Regions from separate parts of the Homo sapiens genome. Here regions 1, 2, 3 and 4 are each linked to region 5. Evidence: chromatin contacts called from ENCODE Hi-C or POLR2A ChIA-PET data. All regions are on one chromosome and are shown on one strand. Each heading gives the region's core, a stretch centred on a gene start or an enhancer-like site at or near the end of the contact. The rest is flanking DNA. Distances are from core to core; before and after follow the strand shown.

Region 1 (2,700 bases), core at 185-2,684, 850 kb after region 5:
AAACACATTATGCAATCTATCAAATTCATTTTTCCCTCTCAGGAAAGAATGAAGATAAATACAAATGTAAAAACTCGCAAATTATTCCAGAAGTCCCTTTTCTTTTTCACTATTCCAACTTTAACAGATGCCATCATTTCATAGAAAAGATATAAAAACAGGTGATCTATGTCAAATATAAACAACGTTCCTAAAGGTTTCCTTTCAATCTCTATAATTCTGTCAGACAGAGTTCTCAGCCTTTGGGTACTTTCCCTTACACAAATCACATCTTACTCCTCAATCACCCTACGTGCCATATTAGGAATAAACTGATTCGAAGAACTAATGGAAAGCATATAATCTTCCATTTTACATCACATTACAGTTTCTGGGTTTTTTGTTTTTTGTCTCGTTTTGCATTGGTTTGCACATTACATTTAGAATCTATTTTATATCCTTTACAGTGTCCTTAAAGCTCCCGAATCTTGACAATTTACTCACACTCTTTGGACCTCAATTTTATATCTGTAAAATGACAGGTTTGGACTATTGTAGTCTAAATTTGCTTCCAGGAGTAGAAATCTTTGATTCTGTAGCATTCAATTTTAACAACTCTGTGAGTTAACCCAACAGGTTTTGCTAGTATCTACTTAAAAAATAATGCATCTGAGTTTGAATATTAATGGTTACAAGGCTTTTTGAAAGGGCTATATTTAGAAACCAGGTCTTATAGGTAACTAATTCTATTTAAAAACAAAAATAAACAAATAAACAACCAACATTAAGGGCAACTTTTTAACATTTAAATATTTGAATTATTTTCTTACAATAAGCAGGCTACTATGTTTAAATGTAGGAAATAATGCATAACACAAAATTATGAAAAGATTACTTAGAATTGGATCAATATACAAAAATCACAAGTGATCAACCATTGGATTGACACATTACTAGTTGCTCAAACTAAAAGACTAAAACCAAACAAGGTCTGCATACATAAAGATGCAGAAGGAAGGCGACGGAATAGGTACAACTGATAGAAAAATCAATATTTATCTAGAACAGAAGTTTAAACTTCCAGAAGCCAAAATCATCACCAGGAATTACACGGTTGTGCATGATGATGTCGGAATGAGCAAATGACCTTTTAGACCTAGAAGTCTCTTCCTTTAAACCCATACATAAGAGAAAATATATATCAAATCTGGGGCAGTTATTTCTTCATGTAGGCTAGCGGCATAGATATCTGTTAGGGAACCCTTTATTAGGGCTAGTTTTAAGTTGTCAATATGTAATCACACAGCACGATAATTGTTCAGGGTATAATAATCATGCACAGGTCTGTCACAGTGTGCTCAGCTAGGAACAGATTTCTTTCCATTTATCACCAGCAGCCTCCCTACCAATGGAGCATGGTCCACATCAGTTTCTGAGCTTAGAATTGAATGCCTGGAATGAGAGTTTGTCTACAGACCTCTCTGGAGATCATGCTAATAGGCTCCTGCCCAATTACAGGGCCTGTCCTATTCGAGTTCTTTGCTGGCAGGAAACATGAAGAAACTTGGCTAACAAGGAACAATGGAATGTGTTGGAAGTACATGGCGTACCTCAAATAAATGAGAAAATGCCAAAGCCAGCCTCAGAAAGGAAGGGAGCTGGGACAGCTCTGAAGATTGCTGGTTTAGGGACTTGGAATAATCACTTTTTTCAGAATGCTGCTGTTCACTCTAATTTTCAGAAATTAAGCTACTTCTTTCAGAATTCAAGTCATGTGCCCAGGTATGGTTTGAAGAGGGTAAGGCACCTGCTTCAAAGCCCAGCCAAGATTAGAAGGTTCAGGGTAAGAGAAGCAATTCTCCTAGGAAAAATCAAGTTTGATGCCAAAAAACGATCATTTATCATACAGAATGAATAGTTGAAAGAGAACTTTTCTTACCGATACACCCACTGTATGCTGGTATTATTGTCCTACAGGAAACTTCTGCTGGTATTTCTAATACTGCTCTGGATAGATGTGAATAATCTTGACACAAAACTCTCTATAACAATAACAAATACTTCTTGACAAAATAAAGGCTATCTTCAATACAATAAGTAGTTAATAGAACATTTTTCTTGTAAATTAGTAGTCAGCATGATGATACTGATCCAAAATTATCCAAGGAGTTATTATGACACCAAAAGTATGTGTGATAAAGTAATGATTATATCAATATTGCTTTACATTTAGACAGCATGAACTTCAGGAAGGAAGTTCATAGTAAGTGCCAAACCTTATTATATTTAATAGAAAAAGGAAAATATTGTGCAGCCATTAAAATATTGAACAACATAACATAATAATTGTAGGGCTATGATTGTTGGTATGGGAATATTACCATAATATTTTATTAAGGCAGACACTTAGCTTAGAAATGTGTATTTTTTTGGCATGCCTTGGATATGTAATTTTATTTTTTCTGTTACAATGGACTGTTTTGGTGAAAAGAATGCATATAATTATAAATGCTTAGGACAAATTCTTCTTGGATAAATTAGAGTTTACGTATTTAAAGGACTGAAGTCACCCAGTCAGGTTACAAGAAAGACAAGAATGTGTCTGTATAGGTATAGATGTGTATGTTCATTTATTAAGTTCCTGTTGTATGCACAACATTCTGGTAGGCTCTGAGTTTTTAATTCCCTTGAACATCTGTGATGGGAATACTAATGCCTGAG
Region 2 (2,700 bases), core at 99-2,598, 940 kb after region 5:
TTTCATTTAATTTTATAATTCTAAAGTCCATAACTGTGATAGTACATAATATAAAACATGCAGTTTTTAAATTTTTCCTAAAAATTTAGGCAGTAAAAAATAATCGAAATATGTTTTTGAGTTGCGTTCTTTCACCAATGCTTTCCCTTGATTTGTAATGCAATGTTATCATATATTAAATTCTTACAGATAGTTTTGGGGACTCAACTTTGCCACACAATGTCTTATGTTCTTTTACCAGATCAACACTAATAAAAGTAGTAGTTATTAGAGGTTAATTGTGTTTTAATATTTAGTGGTAAAATTTCTCTCATTAATCTCTCTTTTTTTTCAAATATTTCTTACTGCCCATAACGTTTCATTTTCAAATATCCTTTACTATCCATAATGTTTCATGCATCTATCCATGTTTTTATATATCTCGTGTTGCATAATTTTAGGTAGAATGTCTTTATTGTCAACATTCCTCTAATAAGTTTACTGAAATAAATCTATGTATTTGAAAGGGTGCAAATGTGATAAGAAAATCAAGTTTTTACCATACAGGTTTTTTTCAGATTTATTAAAAACTGTATAACTATTTTCACTTAGTGGTTTGTTTTTGAATACTGGCTCATAAATAGATATTTTCTTAATCTTGTTATTTCTGTCTACTTAACAGTTGTTTTAAAGAATGTAAAAACAATTTCCTGAATACACATTTTTGACACATAAAAAGATTCTCTTTTTGTATTATACATTCTATATTTTTTCTTATTATTTTGTCCCCACGTACATATATTGTTAGATACTGAATTAACTTAATATTTAAATATTCTTATTAAACAAAAACCACATGCTAGATCATATTACATACTATAAACACTATTAACCAAGAAAACTTTTCTTTAAACAGAGGCAGCTCTAATTTAGACTGTCTTTCTGTAAAGAGGATTTCACTCAAAGCTTCTCTCTTTTTGAAGTAATATAAGAAAATTGACCACTGAGAATATAGTTGTTTTTTAGAATTTCATGTGATAAAATTCAGAGTCCCAAATTAAAATTATACCAGTAGATCTAGAGAATTTTTAAAGAGGCCAAACTTCAAAATGATATTTTATCCAAATAGGTAACAACAGTGAACAGTCAGACTCAGAGAGAGAGGAATAAAAATATCCACATTGCTCGAGAGCTGTCTATAAATCACACAATAGTAATTATATTTAGCCTCCACAAAGAGCTCCTTTTAAAGAAAAATGACTCTCTCATAGTTGGCTTTGCCCTAGAATGATATCTAGCAGATATCTATTTTAAAGTTCAAAGTCTAACTATTCAGTAATATGTCATTATTTCTTTCCACATTATTGTGTGTCTTTTCACTGTTTGCTTTGACTACATAATTCCACTATGACTCATTCTAACATTAGATCACACTGTAGGTCTTTATACTTATTTCATTGCAGAGGTGATTCACAAATTTAAACAAGCTATGTGCACGTAGATCAACATTTTCAAATATGTAAATGTCTGTCCTTAATAGATGATAAATCCTCAAATACACTGTGCTAACACAAGACCTTGCTTCAATTTAACATTTTCAAACATGACATCCCCATACAGCCATGGAAATACTTCAGCTATGGATCAGGAAAGTAAAAATTTAAGCCATTTATTTTTCAACTGCCTTATATTTCCCAAGTTCAAAAGTACATTGCCAGATTAACCAACCTTGACTTTTGAGATACGTTCAATTTAGCCATCCTGAGAGTAGTCGATTGTGAGGGCACTTATGATAAAATATTTCACATTTTGTAAGTTGCATTAAGTTAGAAACATTCACTTTTATTATTGGTTTTTAGTAAATTATATGAGAATTTTAAAATAAATTTCCAAAATTTTACATTTTCATGCATAGAAAACATTATCTGGATTTTTAATTTAATTTTGTAATTCTAAGTTCATAATTGTGATACTATATAATATAAAATATATACTTTTTAAATTATTTCTAATATATTTTAAATGAAACTCTTCAATAATTGAAGAAAGATTTGAAGATAATAAACTAGAGGGTAATAATTTATATGAATCCTAAACATCTGACAACACTGCTTTAGCCGAATTTAACGATATATCTTAACCCAGTCCAAAAGTTGTTGAGTTCAAACACAGGATATGAATCTTAAAAATAATAAATAGTAAAGAAATTCATAAAGAATCATTTTTATTAAATTTTTTTGATGTCCTTTACTGTTTAAAATTAACATATTTTGTTTATTTTTAAAGATGTTATCTTTTATTTAAGAATAACTATAGTGTTGGCAGTTAAAAATCACAGGTTTCTGCTCAAAATACTACTTTTATATTTGGGGTAGATATTCAAATATCCGGGTTTTATTCTGAGCTGTTTAACAAATGTATAAGCATACAAATAGTATGTTACAGTCAACCGCAGTATTAAGAAATAGTTTGTGTAAAGCAGACAGTAGGGAGTATGTAAGTAAGTTGTGTTTAACCATTGGAATTGGAAACATAATTTTAAATCATAGAAACATGGAATAAAGCATTATGTAAGAATCTTCACACAATTTCAAAAAGGACCAGTATTCTATTCATTTGAAAGCCCATTTACGGGGAAAATTTTGAGGAATACTTGTTTTCCATTATTAAATAAAACACAGCTTCTAAACAGGGTGGAAAATACCATACAGAGTTGCCATA
Region 3 (2,700 bases), core at 101-2,600, 710 kb after region 5:
GTGAGAACACCAGGCTACGAGATGCTTTCCTATATAACCAAGGTATAGATAGGTTAACTATTCTATAGACTCATCTACCTGGGAATTTTATAAGAATTTAACAGAACACATTCAATGAAGTATGTCTGTCTTCCTACAGGTAAATTGACCCTATTCTTTATATTCTGGTTTAAAATTAAGAGTATAATTTTCCACTAACCTCCCAAAGTAGGTCTCAAAGGTGTTCCTGGGTCTTTCATCTCCCTGTTCTCAAATATTATTACTTCCTTTTATTCTGTAAGTAAAATCGTCCTGGACTTACTCTCAAGTGTAATTTTAAAAATCACTCATTTCTGCTGTGACAAGTAGCTGGGACCTGAGTACCTTCCCTAGGAATTCATTTTTTATATTTCTGCCACAGTTAACTTCTTTTAAATGTCATGATATCCATCTTTAATAAGTTGTATTATGGAGAACATGGCAAGAATGTGGCCAGAAGGATGAAGCAATTGGAAATTGAGGCACTGAGGAAGGGTTAAGACATGCAAGTTTTTGGCATGGAGAAGAGAAACCTGGAGAGGGGAACATGCGGTAGTTGTTTGTCATCAAGCACGAGGAAAGTGTCATAGGAAAGAGTCCTCAATCTGTGTGTCCCAAAAAGTAAACTCAGAAGTCACTGAGGGAGGCAATAGCAAAAATGAGTTTGGTTTTGTGCCAGGGGGACCCTCCACTGAAGCAACTCAGATGTGGATGGAGCTGCCTTGACGCTGGAGGTAGGTAGAGCACTGGAGATCACCCAAGGTGTCATTTTAAAAGGAATTCTAGCTGTTAAGAAGCGCTGGGCTGGAGGATCTTTAAAGACCTGTTAAATGGAGGATTCTACCATTCTCTGAAATGAATGTTCTCTACAAACCTATCATTCTTCCCTAGTGTTCATGTTTTTCCCAGTGACTGAGTTTTGCAAGCCAGTAACACTAAAGAAGAAACATTTATATTCTCTTTCGCAGTAGAGTTATGTTGAATAAAAGGCCTCAATGCTAACAGAGAAAATATGTGCTTTCTACTTTGGTACACACAGAGAGCTCATTAGTTCTAAATTTAGAAGTAAGCTTTAGTTTTGGAGGGACTCCAAGTTTGACTAATACATTTGACGATGTCCTTGTTAGAAAAAAAAATACCATGATGGAGAATTCTATTTTTCTAGGTTGGTATGTGTGGATGGAGAGGGAAAAACACATGCTCTTTTCTATGCGCTAATTCCATCTGTTCACAATTATTGAGTAGGTGTGCCAATTGAATGATGCTCAGTACACAGTAGGTAGGCAACGGGTGCTTTTAGTCTGACAGTATTTATAGTTCCTACTTGGCAGAGGTAAATCACTTAGCTAATTCTCAGAGCGTCTTGATTTAAACCAACTGCTCTATTTTTCTCCAGGGCAAGCTGCCTGGTAATGAGACACTGGTCAACCACAAGGCGTCATTTTGTTTCAGCAAAGTCTATTGAGCACCGATTAGGTGTAAGTAAACAAAGATAAACATAAGGAAATTAAAAAATAAGTAAGCAAAGGTAACCAAGATGCTGCATTTAAGAATCTGCTCTCAAGGAACTTGGTCTTGGCAGAAAGACACGTTTGAATAAGTAACTTAGTATCATTATCAGTGCTCAAAAAGCCTGTTATTTAGCATAATTTTTCTCTAGGAATCTTAAAAAACCACTGTATAGATAGTTCAAAATTCTCTAAACTACCTTGCTTAAAAGCATTCAATAACTTTAAATAAAGTATTTCAGTGTAGAGTAGTACTTTACCACATATTTTTCTCTCCATGAATATCAAAATAAATAAAAATAATTTGTCAGAAGCTTTATGTATTTTAAAATTAATAATAAAAATATTAAATATCAAATATATGGGTTTAATATGTTTAAAATATTAATTTTTAATTCTATCCCCCAAAATCATGACATTGTTTCCTATATGGAATTCTAAACCACAGTGATGTTCCCGTCATAATTCATTAGGCTAGCTCTCCCTCCACCGTTGACAGCAGCAGGAGGACACCAGCAGGGAGAAGTGGCAACGTGGAATGGTCAACTACACACGTATGCCTCTGGTGCCCACTCCTGCACCCTCTGATGAGGAGAAGCTGGGTGAAATAGTGGGACAGGTGATATTTAGTTACAAGCTAAATAACCACTGGCATCACCCTAGGATGTCACCATAACATGTTTTCCTCTTCCTCATCTCTCTGACTCTCTTGTTAACTTGATTGTAAAGTGGATGGACATCCCATTAGAACTCTGATTTACAAACTAATATTGACAGAAACTTTTTTCACACTGTACTAACTCAGACACACAGGCAGTTGTGTTTTAGATGCTGTTAATTTGTTAGAAAGAGAGTTGGCAATGGTGGTGACCCTGGATCACTACACTGAAACAGGAAAAGACAAAAAAAATCTAGAGATAAGTAAAAAGAATAAATATTCATGTACACTATATTTTTTCCTAAAAAAGAAAACACTTAACAGTTTGATAGGCCTACATGGAATTGACCTTCTAATATGTGGCTAATCATCATTTAATAATACTTAGAAACTAAAAATACTAATGAATCATTGAATGTCTCTCCATCTATTCAAATCTGTAAGTTCCTTTAATACATAAAGGGTTTTTCCCTAGGGAGGCTTTTGACTTCTTTCTTTAGTCAATTCTTTAAAATG
Region 4 (2,700 bases), core at 34-2,533, 690 kb before region 5:
TGCCAGGCCAGTGCTTGGGACCCTCTCTCTACAGGGGAGGAAGGGCGACCGGCCTCGCTCCTGCTGGGGCTGTTGGTTGTACAACTTACCGGAATTGTGCACTCTTAGCTTTGGCTTAAAGAAATCTGTGATGCCAGAGGGCTAAATACATCATGCTGTTGCATTATTGGTCTTCCAAAGAAGCAAGTGCAGGACCACATGATGGTGTGTCGTGTGCTAACCTATTTTAGAATTTTACAGTTGACTGAGTCTCCCAAGAAGAAATCCTGAGGCTGCTCTATAGAAATTTTCTATCAAGTAATGAAATCAGTGAGGGTGCTTTGCTGGGGTGATTGGTAGGGTCTCTGGACAAGAGCGTTCCTTCAGAGTGTTGGTGGGGAGGTGAGCAGGGCTTGGGATGTGTGTTGGTGTGGGGCTGTTTAATCTCAGGCTCTGCCTCTGAATTTCCTAGAGACAGGATAAAGCCACGATTCCTGGCCTTTGAAAACCATTGACATAGTGAAATTCCTGCCGCCTCTCTTTCTCGCACACCTAGTTTGGAACGCTGGTGTTTCCCAAGTCTAAGCCTAGAGAGCCGTTCAGAGCTGACCTCTGCATGCATGCTCTGAATTCTAAAAGTGAAATGCTTTAATTTATTAAGGAATGTTGTAGCTTTAGGTTCTGTGGGGGAGGGAAAAGGATTAAACTAGGGAAAGCTTGATTCTGTAGGAAACAAAAAAAATAGTATTTACTCAGAAGCAGCAAAGCCCCTACATCTCTGGATGCAGTAACTATGTCTGCAGGAAGCTGGTGATAACACTATCTGGAAGGCACTTTTAAAGTCTGTTATCTCTAGGAGCTTGTTTTATTCTGGTAGTTGGAATGTTCACCATTTGGAGTTAGTTGAGTGAAGAATTCAGGAAATCAGATTGGAAAAAAGCATTATCCAGTTGAGAAGACACATGGACCCATGCAACAAGCATTCTGAAAGAAAAAGCCTACTGCTGCAACACAACGGTATAATTTCCCTTTGTCTGTAACTTTAAAAAAAAAAACTTACATATGAGACGTCCGAGAAAGCCACCCATAGGTGAACTACGCGCATAGGTGAACTAGCTTACTCCATTTATGATGGATTCGGCGATTGCCTAAAAATTCTAGTCAAAACCACCTCTACATATAGAATGATCTCCTACATGGTTAGAAGGCTGGTTATTTTGACACAGCTCAAAACAATTTCGAATAAGTTGAAATGACTTCAGAGCCTGTGGCATGTTCTTAGATGTGATCGAATGACTCAACGTAAAAAATTCTGTCCGACGATGGATCCGATACAGCCAACGAGGAGCTCTAAGGTTCATCTTGTGAGTCAGAGTCAACAAGACAGAGAATGTTACTTTGGCCAAAAAACTGAGATAAGGTTAAAGGTTTTATGCTCTGTTTTTCCTATGTGAGTCATAAAACTGGCTTGGAAGGCAAATTCCAAAAGGGTGTTTTAGGAAACGTCTGGGCTTTGGCTGTAGTAAGATAAATATTCAGCCTTCTAAGAAGACTTCAAAAGAGAAAACTCATCTGAATTTCTACGTTGTAGTACGTTTGGGCAAAATGAGTCTTCCTAATTTAGTAATATCTTCCTTGTTGGTGAAAGACGGCTTAGAACTGCGGCTGGTAGTTGCTTTTCACATGTTCCATGGGCGTCGTGACTTTGCAAATTAAAGAATGAGTCATTTCCTAGCAACTTAGCTCACGCATGCACTAGACAGGGAGCATTGGAGGTGGCACTCAGAAAGCCCTCCCTTTCTATTTTTTAATGGCTTTCTTTGCCACATGCATCTATGCAACACAAAATAATGAAATTACTTTCAGAGAACATTTTACTTTTCAAAATGTTGTGGTTTGCAGAGCAGTTTTCTTACTACTCCAGAAGCAAGAGGATTCGTTAACATGTTTGATTAAATCCGTATTTAAATTCTGTGAACTCATGCAGGGAAAGGAAATTGTATGGTTCCCACTATGGCATATTAACTAGTAAAATGCTGGGTGGCGGTTGACTTGGAAGCAGCGTCCGGGATAGCGCGTGCTCCAGGAATACTCTGAAAGCTGATGCCGTTAGGGGTGCATGGTTGACTCCTGGGCCTGAGACGGCCTCAGGATGCTGCAGCGGCCTTGGCATCCTCTTCAGCAGGGTGGCGGCCGGAACTGGCACCTTCCCCCCGGTCTCTTTATTTACCAAAAAACTGCATGCACAGAAATGACCGCAACAGCTCTGGGTGTGGGAATGTAGGAACTGTCTGTTTCAGTTTTGCCGGAGCCCCAGGTTTACGGCCGCTCTACATCCCAGTCCTCTCAGGGAGGTCCCGGTTTCTGCTGCAGTTCAGGCCCCATCATGGGTCATCTTTTCTCTCCTCCTGAGATGTGGGCTTGGAGGATGGGAGGTCGTGCCTCTAAGAAGGGTCCGTTTCACGGTGGCCCAGGCTACATGCCTGCTTCCTTGTTTCCTTGCCCCCCCGAGCTTCATGGAAGTCAATCTGGAAAGTCAGGATCACTGCAGATGGCAGTTTGTTCAGTGTTGCTCCCAGACCTGAAGAATGGAGCGCTCTGTTGTGCTTGCAGAATGAAGCATAATTCTTAGCAGAAACCTGGGAGGCCGGGTGCGGCGGCTCATGCCTGTAATCCCAGCACTTTGGGAGTCCGAGGCGGGCGGATCACGAGGTCAGGAGA
Region 5 (2,700 bases), core at 194-2,693:
CACCCGGGACCTGAACGAAGCTCTCGGAGAGTTTAAAAGCCTCCAAAGGCGACCAAGAGCCAGGTCTGGCCGTTTGCCCAAATCCCAAACGCCCGAAGGAAACTACTTAGATCAATTTCAATCACGTCCTAGGGAGCAGCTTCTTTGAGGAGGAAAAAAACAGGAGGGGGAGGGGGAAAAGGCAGGAGAGGACTGTGAACAATTAAGCAGGCGTGTGAAGGTTGCAACACCCTGCATTTCATCTTCCTTAAAGCTTTCGAGGCTTGGAAACCCACAGCCTCTATTTGATCTGGCAATTCACTTTGTGACGAAAAACAAACAGCACAGCAGGGCAGGGAGACAACAGTAAACCCTCCTGCGATCGCTGGAGAGACAATGGGAGGAGTGTCAGTCTCTCTCCCCTCGGGCGATGCTACCTATAAGCACGGGGACCTGGTAAGTTTCTTAAATTTCCAATGCCCCCAAATTCCAGTTCTACGACAATGTCGGAAACCGAGGTCCTTCTTTCCAAACTAAGACTTGAAGCAGTTTGGACGGGCTCATTGTCACAAGACTGACAAGTCACTGGGGTGTACACAGTTTTATTTTTATTTTTCTTGGTCAACAAGAGAAGCAGGGAAGACAAATAAGGCAGATCTAGGGGAAATGTTAGGCATTCCAAAGAGCAGAAAACACATTGGAAATGGTCTACAGTTTAAAAAAGACAAAAATAAAAGAGAGCTGGTCTACGTTCTGGGGGCAAAATGTGATTTTTTTAAAAAACTGTTAAGTACAAGCACCAAGAAACAAAACAAAAACAAAATCCGTTAAAAAAAAACAACAAAAAACAAACAAACAAAAAAAAAACACCTTGGCAGGCAGAGCAAGTTGGTCCCCATGACAAGCTCCAGCTGTGGCGTCTGGAGCGGGGACAGGCTCCGAACTCGTGCCAGGGGCTCGGCCGGGCTGTGCCGGGAGTTGGGGCTTCCCTGGGCGGACGCTGATCGCAGCCTGGAGGATCGATCGGCGGGGGCGCTGCGCCCGCTCCCCCGGTGACAGCGCGGGGCCCAGGCCCAGCGGACCGCAGAGAGCACCGGGTCTGAACCCCAAACAGCCGACCCGGCCCGCGCCCCGGCGCCCGCAGGGAACCGCGGCCGGCTGCGTTTACCTGTTGCCAGTACTCCTCCAGAGACGGCAGCGCCGAGAAGTAGCCGGTCTCGTGCACGATCTGGAGCTCCTGGAAGATGCTGCACATGGGGAGCACGTCCATGTCGGGCCGGGTTGGACGGAGCCCGCGGTCGCGAGGGCGGCGAGGCGCGCGGTGGGAGCCGGAGCCGAAAGTCTCCCCGGAGCGCAGGTGAAAGTTTCATGCAAACTCCAGGCTCGCAGAGACGCCCGGCCGGACCCTCCCGCAGCCCGCAGCGCGCGGAGCCCACACAATATTTGCAAACACCGGACTGACTGCAAACGTAACCCCTGCAAAACTTCCCTATTCAAAGCTCCGCTGCCAGCCTCCCCCTCCGCCCCCGCCTGGCTCCCCCCACTCCCCCTCCCCCCACGTGACTCGCCCCGCGCCCGCCCCGTGCGCGGCCCAATCCCGTGGCTCCCGGCCCGGGGGCTGCGCGCCGATGATGTCAGCTCCGGCCAATCGCAGGCGGCGACACACAGCGGCCCCGCCTGGCGTGACCGAGACTCTCCATCACGGCCCGCACCATTGGCTCAATTCGAACTCTGCTCGTTCTGATTGGAAAGTGGCCTCGCAGGCTATTTTTAGCAGGGTATATAAGGCGCGGGCGGCCGCGCGCCGGAGGAGTCCGCGCTGTGAGGTGCGCGGCCGAGCCCTGCACTGCGCCCGCGGCCGGAGCTAAGGGAGCCGGGGCTGGGAGAGCCGGGGCGGGCCGCGTCGCCTGTCCCCAGTCCCGGTCTCTCTTCCCCGCTGCCCGGTCCCGCCACCCCACGCCCGTCCCGGTCACCAAGCCGGGCCCTGTCGCCGCGCGAGCCCCGGTTCCGGCAGCTCACCCTGCGGGCGGCCGTCCGGTCCCGGGGCCGCCCGGTTCCCCCCCGTCCCCTTCTATGCCCGAGGCCGCCCCGTCCCCAACTGTCCCCTTCTACGCCGGGGGCTTCCCGGTCGCCAACTGTCCCCTTCTATGCCCGGGGCCGCCCCGTCCCCAACTGTCCTCTTCTGCGCCGCTCTGTTTCCCTACATCCCCCTAGTCATCCTCTGTTCTCTAACCTTGGGGTACCCCTCTCTGTCCTCCTCCACCTCCGGGTCCCTCTCTGTCCCCCTCCATCCCTGAGCCCGTCTCCGTCCCCCTCCAGTCCTAGGGTCCCCTCTGTCCTCCGGGCCACCAGAGTGGGGGAGGGGAGCACGCAGGCTCCCCTTGGAATTGGGAGAAACGTGTTTATCTTGTAGAGGGCGATCTTAGCCCTCACCAAGGTTAACAGCTAGGTTTTCCCATGAACGTGTAAACAATTTAGGTGCAAGCCGACATTTAGTGTGTGTGTTTTTTTCCATATAAATTATCTCCTAAAATATACCGTAATGTTCATTTTTAAGAAAAATGTCGAGACTCGAACCAGAGCATTTTAAAATCCAAAATGGAAAACTGAATTGTAACTGTATTATAGTTTTTGTTTCAAAATAGTTTAATGAACATTAAACATTTTGAAAGAATGGACTATGTAAAAAAAAATTAGAGGGTTTTGTATGTTAAGTTTTAG

Evidence for each region. A loop is a pair of places that touch in the nucleus more often than their neighbours do. ChIA-PET counts read pairs that join two places held with the same protein, here RNA polymerase II (POLR2A). Pooled maps may share reads with other maps.
Region 1: a pooled map shows a loop between it and region 5 (2.8-fold over the local background). The contact joins the enhancer-like site here to the promoter of KLF6 in region 5. A Hi-C loop is called at or near these places in 2 of 50 pooled maps. POLR2A ChIA-PET finds 5 or more read pairs at or near these places in 3 of 52 experiments (AG04450, activated B cell and activated CD8-positive, alpha-beta T cell).
Region 2: POLR2A ChIA-PET joins it to region 5 with 5 read pairs in HCT116. The contact joins the enhancer-like site here to the promoter of KLF6 in region 5. POLR2A ChIA-PET finds 5 or more read pairs at or near these places in 4 of 52 experiments (A549, HCT116, MCF 10A and 1 more).
Region 3: a map of Right ventricle myocardium inferior shows a loop between it and region 5 (4-fold over the local background). The contact joins the enhancer-like site here to the promoter of KLF6 in region 5. A Hi-C loop is called at or near these places in 3 of 168 maps with a recorded cell type or tissue (Right ventricle myocardium inferior, cardiac septum and chondrocyte) and 6 of 50 pooled maps. POLR2A ChIA-PET finds 5 or more read pairs at or near these places in 3 of 52 experiments (AG04449, HCT116 and MCF 10A).
Region 4: a loop to region 5 is called in a pooled map, with 4 times the contacts of the local background. The contact joins the enhancer-like site here to the promoter of KLF6 in region 5. A Hi-C loop is called at or near these places in 2 of 50 pooled maps. POLR2A ChIA-PET finds 5 or more read pairs at or near these places in 3 of 52 experiments (MCF 10A, PC-9 and activated CD8-positive, alpha-beta T cell).

What each region holds. Positions count from the first base shown.
Region 1 is chr10:4,638,642-4,641,341 of GRCh38, forward strand. No RefSeq gene overlaps it. Among named protein-coding and RNA genes, the nearest start is that of LINC00705, 16 kb to the right of the region's middle. Within about 2 kb of position 1,435, at least 6 of the 41 ENCODE cell types and tissues checked have a DNase peak (open chromatin) inside an H3K27ac peak, as active enhancers do.
Region 2 is chr10:4,724,808-4,727,507 of GRCh38, forward strand. The region is part of intron 2 of LOC105376375 (a long non-coding RNA gene); the gene reads right to left. Among named protein-coding and RNA genes, the nearest start is that of MANCR, 48 kb to the left of the region's middle. Within about 2 kb of position 1,349, at least 6 of the 41 ENCODE cell types and tissues checked have a DNase peak (open chromatin) inside an H3K27ac peak, as active enhancers do; they include HCT116, where a contact is called at or near this core.
Region 3 is chr10:4,497,786-4,500,485 of GRCh38, forward strand. No RefSeq gene overlaps it. Among named protein-coding and RNA genes, the nearest start is that of LINC00703, 110 kb to the left of the region's middle. Within about 2 kb of position 1,351, at least 3 of the 41 ENCODE cell types and tissues checked have a DNase peak (open chromatin) inside an H3K27ac peak, as active enhancers do.
Region 4 is chr10:3,094,173-3,096,872 of GRCh38, forward strand. All of the region lies in intron 2 of PFKP (phosphofructokinase, platelet), which reads left to right. Among named protein-coding and RNA genes, the nearest start is that of PFKP, 28 kb to the left of the region's middle. RefSeq lists an enhancer at 979-2,178. Within about 2 kb of position 1,284, at least 20 of the 41 ENCODE cell types and tissues checked have a DNase peak (open chromatin) inside an H3K27ac peak, as active enhancers do; they include PC-9, where a contact is called at or near this core.
Region 5 is chr10:3,783,766-3,786,465 of GRCh38, forward strand. KLF6 (KLF transcription factor 6) reads right to left here and starts at 1,444. Exons shown (of 4, transcript NM_001300.6): 1 at 1,148-1,444. The coding sequence starts at 1,249. RefSeq lists enhancers at 1-265, 266-822, 823-1,378, silencers at 984-1,583, 1,834-2,113, 2,294-2,353 and a promoter at 1,245-2,182.